Regions from separate parts of the Homo sapiens genome. Here region 1 is linked to region 2. A link is a loop called in an ENCODE intact Hi-C map of the cell type or tissue named here. Cell type or tissue: CD4-positive, alpha-beta T cell. All regions are shown on one strand. Links, peaks and the distances in the headings refer to the core of each region. The heading gives the core; the rest is flanking DNA. Region 1 overlaps STAG2 (STAG2 cohesin complex component). Region 2 overlaps THOC2 (THO complex subunit 2).

Region 1 (2,500 bases), core at 1-2,500, 440 kb after region 2:
ATACAGAAGTCTTTCTGTTCCTTTAGGTGCTTACAGCAAAGGAGAAGAAGACACAGTTGGATGATAGGACAAAAATCACTGAGCTTTTTGCCGTGGCCCTTCCTCAGTTATTAGCAAAAGTAAGTTTGTGTCAATATCATAGTGTTACTAAGAAATGAGTTTTTTTTCCCTAAATGCCTCACAGAATATTATAATGCTTTCTTATTGTGATATTTTTAACGTGATCTTTATATTTCACAGTACTCTGTAGATGCAGAAAAGGTGACTAACTTGTTGCAGTTGCCTCAGTACTTTGATTTGGAAATATATACCACTGGACGATTAGAAAAGGTAAGATTATTTTGTGTAAAAAAAACCTTTAAGAAAAATTATTCAGTTCATTATATCATAGCGTTTGTTTATATTTCTTAAAATGTTTTTTTGGAACGTATTTTAAGAAAGGAAACCTATAGCTTAGGTCTTCTGTACTTTAGTTTGACTTACAGAATGGCGGTAATGATGCTTCCCTTTGCTTCATGCCCACAACTGTACCTTCATTCTTAGCTATTATATGACTATGTCACTGATCATTTATAGAGACTGGGGGTGGATAACTAGATAATAACAATTAGATGAGATTGGGCTCATTCAGGGTGGTATGGCCATAGACGATAATAACAATTATAAGACAAAATCAACTAATATTTATTGAACACTTTTGCTATGTTCTGTGGATTAATGTAAGCTCTTAGTATATGTTAGCATTCTCACCATAGCCCTATGAGGTAGGTAATATCTCCCTTAAAGTTGAGGAAAAAGTATGGATGGATCAGTGTATTTATTTATCATGATTAGAAAAGCACCTTAAAATGTACGCTCTGTGTTGTAGACTTACTGTATTTGAAAATTTTTTCCATGGTGGTATGGTCATGTAGTCACTTTATACCTATCATATATGCCTTAGTTTTGATGAAAAATATTATTATTTTGCAGCATTTGGATGCCTTATTGCGACAGATCCGGAATATTGTAGAGAAGCACACAGATACAGATGTTTTGGAAGCATGTTCTAAAACTTACCATGCACTCTGTAATGAAGAGTTCACAATCTTCAACAGAGTAGATATTTCAAGAAGTCAACTGATAGATGAATTGGCAGATAAATTTAACCGGCTTCTTGAAGATTTTCTGCAAGAGGTATATATTATAACTATTACAAGTATTTTGTCAGTTGAGCCCCTCTACTGCAGTAAGCTAATTAGTCACCCAAGTGTTAAGTCTTGGTGATAGTCCCTAGCAGTATTTTGAAAAGATGTTCAGGCTTTTCATTCTATGACTCATCAGGCTACTCCTCCACCAAAATAGGAAAGTGGTAAGAATCTGTGACTCAGAGAAGGTGAAAGCAAAACTAACATCTTTTTTGTTTTGAGAAATGATCTGAACAGTTACCTGGTTTTTATTGAACCAGGGCTGTTAAGGAATAGGGTGTTAATGGAACAGAAAAGGAGAGCTAGATTTAGACTAGGTAGCCTAAAAAAAGTAGAGTATTTCTAAGTGTTTTGGCAGTGTAGGTTAGGGAAGGACATTATGTTTTTTTTTTTTTTTTGGAGACGGAGTCTTTCTCTGTTGCCCAGGCTGGAGCGCAGTGGTACGATCTCGGCTCACTGCAGCTTCTGCCTCCCAGGTTCAAGCGATTCTCCGGCCTCAGTCTTCTGAGTAGCTGGGACTATAGGCGTGTGCCACTGTACCAGGCTAATTTTTGTATTTTTAGTAGAGATGGGGTTTCACCACATTGGCCAGGCTGGTCTCGAATTCCTGACCTCAGGTGATCCACTCACCTCGGCCTTGCAAAGTGCTGGGATTACAGGCGTGAGCCACACATCCAGTCTGGGTTTTGATATTATAAAACTTTAATAAGTTATTATTATTATAGCCGCTGCTACTGTTGGAGTTTCCTGTGTTTTCTCTTGTATTTCCAAAGAGGCTTAGTGCATAGTACTTAAATACACTTGTATTTTTGTTGTGATTGTTATTTTTTCCAGAAATATATATTTACATTCAGTTTTTTTGATTAAAATAAAAATTCATAATTGTCAAATTAATGCCATTAGCCTTTTCCACATCACTTTTATCATTAATGCTGTAAGATCATATGGACTTTGTGATTTCTAGTTTTCTTGTTTTATTAATTACTCATTTAACTTTTATTTGGTGTATATTGTTATTCCGGGCTTATTAAGTTTTACTAATTGGAGGTTTGTGCAAATATGTTGATGTACGATGATTACATTCTTAGTTAAAAATTTTAATAGCTCTACTCTTGGCTGAATATAATTTTGATTAGGACAAATTAAAATCAAGCAATGGTTTAATTAAATTTAATTACTTTGTAGAAGAGTTATAGTTTAAAAACAAGTGCTTTTTTGAGAGAACTAGAGTTCAACACAGTAGATTGAGTAATGTGTAAGCAATTTTATGTTTCCTGTAGTAAGACTGGTAAAATTTTTCGAAAGTTAAGTTA
Region 2 (3,918 bases), core at 163-2,662:
CTTTTTTTTTTTACTCTTGAAGATCTGTTAACTATGATGATAAAATTATATTTCCTCCCAATCAAGAAATATTATACATGACTTTAAAAAAACTATCATCCAGTATAGACCGGAAGTTGATAATCAGAAGTGGTAACTCTCACCAGCCTGTGGAAACATGATCGCATAATCTCCCATAATCTCCTGAAGGCAGAAGATAAACTTCAACACTGTAAAACATTTTAAAGTCTTCAGAATCCTTCTGTCATCTAGTCTTGTAAATCACATTAAAATATAATTTTGTTACCCCATAGCCAATGCATATAGATCTGGCCTCTTCTCTTTTTCTTCTTGGCAGATTTTGTGTACTCTTCTTTCCAAAGCTTGACCCAGATTCAAAACTTTTGGGTACCAAGGAAGTATTTTTGTTAGCACAATCAAGATATTCCTGATGTGAGTATATTCGCCTGTTTCAAGGCAATGTACCGATGCCTACAACAAACATTTTCAGATCCATTATTATAAAAGCACAAGTATACAGAGAAAAATTTGCCTTTGAAAAATCCAATTTTTTTTTTACCTTGGTTAGTTTGTAATGCCATTTATGTACAACATGTCGAAAATTTTCATAGTCTAATTGATCAGCCTTATTTCCACCATCAAATCCAGTTGCCCGTAATATGGTAAGGAATCCTGGATAGTTTCCACATTCCTAAGGAAACAATGTTTGTCACTTTTAAAGAAAAATTATGATCCACAAAATAGCAGAAATTGAAACTTAAGTAGACTAGATCAATGTTTCCGTGTAAAAACATCATGCGTATTTGGATAGGTAGTCACAAAAAGTTCAACTTATACAAAGATACTAATTTGGAATGTCAGTTTGAGATAGAATAAAAAAGTACATAGCACATTTTAATAACAAATTAATTGTGCTTATAAACACAGTTTTACAACTGAATCTTAAACTCAGCTTCTCTTTTAAAACTCAACTATCTAGATATTAATGGATGTGGTCATTATATACATGGGTAAAATATAAGGGTTTTTATTAGTCATACCTTTTCATATGTGGCTCTATCACTATGCCACCTGGTCACAGTCTCTAACATGCAGCAAAGAAACCTTCCGTATCGACTGGCTTCATTTTCAGTACAGCTTGCAACTGTGTAAATTATGTCAGAGAAAACCTACAGGAGAAAAATGTTTAAAAAATATAAACAAATCAAGGTCAAAATCAGTTAAAAATATTAGAAGATTCTCTTACAGCAAGTCATAATAAACAGGTAAGCCTAGTCAAAATGTATATTCCCTTTATATAATGACACTGCAGAGAACTTTGGAGATTTTGGCTTTTGTGGGGAAATAATGCATTCATAAAACAACCACCCAAAACAAGAACTTTTATAAAGAAAGCTGATTTACAGTGACAAGGAAAAAAAAATTTATCATTATTATTACATAATAAGTTGTTTTTTTTTTATTACATAATAGTTTCTTAACCACTTAGCCATACATATTACTGGGTTTACGGGGAGAGTAAGCAGAGGAAATGCTGATAGAAATTAAAAATATGCAGCTGACATACTGGAACATACATTATGTTTTTTGTTTTGTTTTGTTTTGTTTTGAGACTGAGTCTTACTCTGTCACCCAGGCTGGAGGGCCGTGGTGTGATCTAGGCTCACTGCAAGCTCCGCGTCTCAGGTTCACACCATTCTCCTGCCTCAGCCTCCTGAGTAGCTGGGACTACAGGCACCCACCACCACACCCGGCTAATTTTTTTGTATTTTTTTTTTTAGTAGAGACGGGGTTTCACCATGTTAGCCAGGATGGTCTCGATCTCCTGACCTTGTGATCCACCCGCCTCGGCCTCCCGAAGTACTGGGATTACAGGCATGAGCCACCGCACCCGGCCACATTATGTTTTTAAACCACAAAATGTAGTAATAAGAAAAAAGCTAAATGCAAAATGTGCATATGACCATACTGAAAAGCTTCCCTGCTTTTATATGTGTGTGAAGGTGTAAACTTTTTTGTCTTTTTTTTTTTTTTTGAGAAGTGAAGGTTAAGAATGGAGAAGAGAGTTCTACCTATTATGATACAACACGTAAACTCAAATACTTAGTTAATAGTTTAACCTTGAGTGCCTATTACATATCAGGTACTTTTTATGTGTAGTGATTCATTTAATCCTCACAACAATCTTATGAAGCAGGTACTTATGCTTTACAGATAAGAAAACAGGCACAGAGAGGTTAAATAACTTGCCAAAGATCATACAGCTAGAAAGTAGTAGAGCTAGGATTCAAGTTCAGACACTTGGTTCTTGAGTTCATGCTTTTTAACTAAACACACAATAATACCTCTATAAATTATAATGTTAGCTATCTTTGTGTGAGAACTTTTTAAAGGTTGCAATAAAAACTTACTCGATCATAGCAAAGAAGTGTGGAAAAATTTGGAGTTTTCTGTTGATGTACCAATTCAACAAAACGAGCACAGTAAACAGCATCAATTGCTGAAAAAATACATCGAGGAAATATACACAGCTGTAGAAATTTTGTGATGGTCTCATTTTTGGTAGATTCTAAAAATAAAGGAAGAATATATTAAGTGGTAAACTTCTTCCCCAAGTGCCTCAAAGCCACTAAACATGACAACATATTACCTTTAGTGAAGAGAATACTATAAACCACAAACTATTTATAGTTTGTAACCAAATGTCATGCCTGGTCATGATTATCATTTTTACTATGTGGACCTTTTTTTCTATGATTTCTCCAGAAATATGTTTTATACAGAAAAGCTGAATGACAAGCTGCCAATATGTAGTTAAAAGTTAATTAACTTCACCAGCAAACTATATCAGTTCCTCCAGTGAACATGAAGTTGATTCTGCATTAACAAATAACCAAAGAATGGGATAGGGAACACTGAGTTGAAATACAAACATAATACACTTTAACACCTCTAAAGTTATAATGTTTTGTTTTCTGTAATTTACCAGCATCAGGAACCTAACAATTCCAACAACTTACTTGCTAAAAGCCAGTTGTCCTTTTCCAGTTTCAATCTCTGTAGAACTCTCTGTACATGTTCCATCTGTTTCTTTTCTTCTTCAAGAAGCTTGTCCTGAAGGGCAGTACAGCGCTCCTTCTCTTTTTTCTTTTTATTTGGGGGCTACAAAGAATTCAATTAGACACTTTTCTAACTATATGCACATTACCTTTCTTCTTTTAATTGAAAAGTTTAAAGAGATAAAGGCTGATAGTTTATAACTACTTTAACATGAATATAGGTCCACTTGAACGTGCTACTTTTATCTCCATTCAACACACTCATAACACTGTCATGGCATCTTCATACACCATCAGAACAGGCTACATTTGCAACACTGACACTATTAGTCTCAGGCATGGTGTCATCTTTGACTCTTCCCTCTCCTTTATATCAAGACTGGTTTACAAGCCTTGTACACTGCCACTACCTCCATCAGTCTATGCTCTCACAATAGACTGCCCAAAAAGCCACCTAGCTGGTCTTTAGCCTAATGCTAGTCAAAAAGCATCTTTCATACTGCTGTCATGAGTAATCTTTTTTAAGTACCATTTTTTACATTACTATCCTGCTCAGGAATCTAAAATAGCTCTCAATTTTACCAAGTCTACTTTTCTCCCTGACTTCCAATGCCTACATAATCTGGCCCCATCATAACTATTCATATGAATCACTAAGTACATTCACTACATGAAAGTGAATCAGTAAAAGTGGTCTCCCTAAACCTCAATCTACTTCCTGTCTTTGCTGGAACCCTATGGTGACCTCCCTATCTGCTTCCATATTTCCAAACCTAATCTACCTTCAAGGCCTGTCCATTTCAAGACTCGGCTTCTCAATAGTCTTCTCCTAAAGAACTCTCCTCTTGAGAACTACTGC

Evidence for each region. Peaks named below come from ENCODE experiments on the same cell type or tissue, not always from the same donor. Only the 100,000 strongest peaks of a DNase experiment are listed, where the experiment ranks them.
Region 1: it touches region 2 in a loop (3-fold over the local background); 1 of 110 quality-filtered maps calls a loop at or near these places.

The regions. Positions count from the first base shown.
Region 1 is chrX:124,062,876-124,065,375 of GRCh38, forward strand. STAG2 (STAG2 cohesin complex component) reads left to right here. Exons shown (of 35, transcript NM_001042750.2): 18 at 27-119; 19 at 241-330; 20 at 973-1,176. Among named protein-coding and RNA genes, the nearest start is that of STAG2, 100 kb to the left of the region's middle. In CD4-positive, alpha-beta T cell, for the core only: no CTCF peak of the experiment used is centred there; a DNase peak (open chromatin) is centred at 1,336.
Region 2 is chrX:123,623,501-123,627,418 of GRCh38, forward strand. It overlaps THOC2 (THO complex subunit 2), which reads right to left. Exons shown (of 39, transcript NM_001081550.2): 24 at 3,021-3,162; 25 at 2,412-2,569; 26 at 1,041-1,169; 27 at 560-691; 28 at 287-471. Among named protein-coding and RNA genes, the nearest start is that of THOC2, 110 kb to the right of the region's middle. In CD4-positive, alpha-beta T cell, for the core only: no CTCF peak of the experiment used is centred there; no DNase peak of the experiment used is centred there.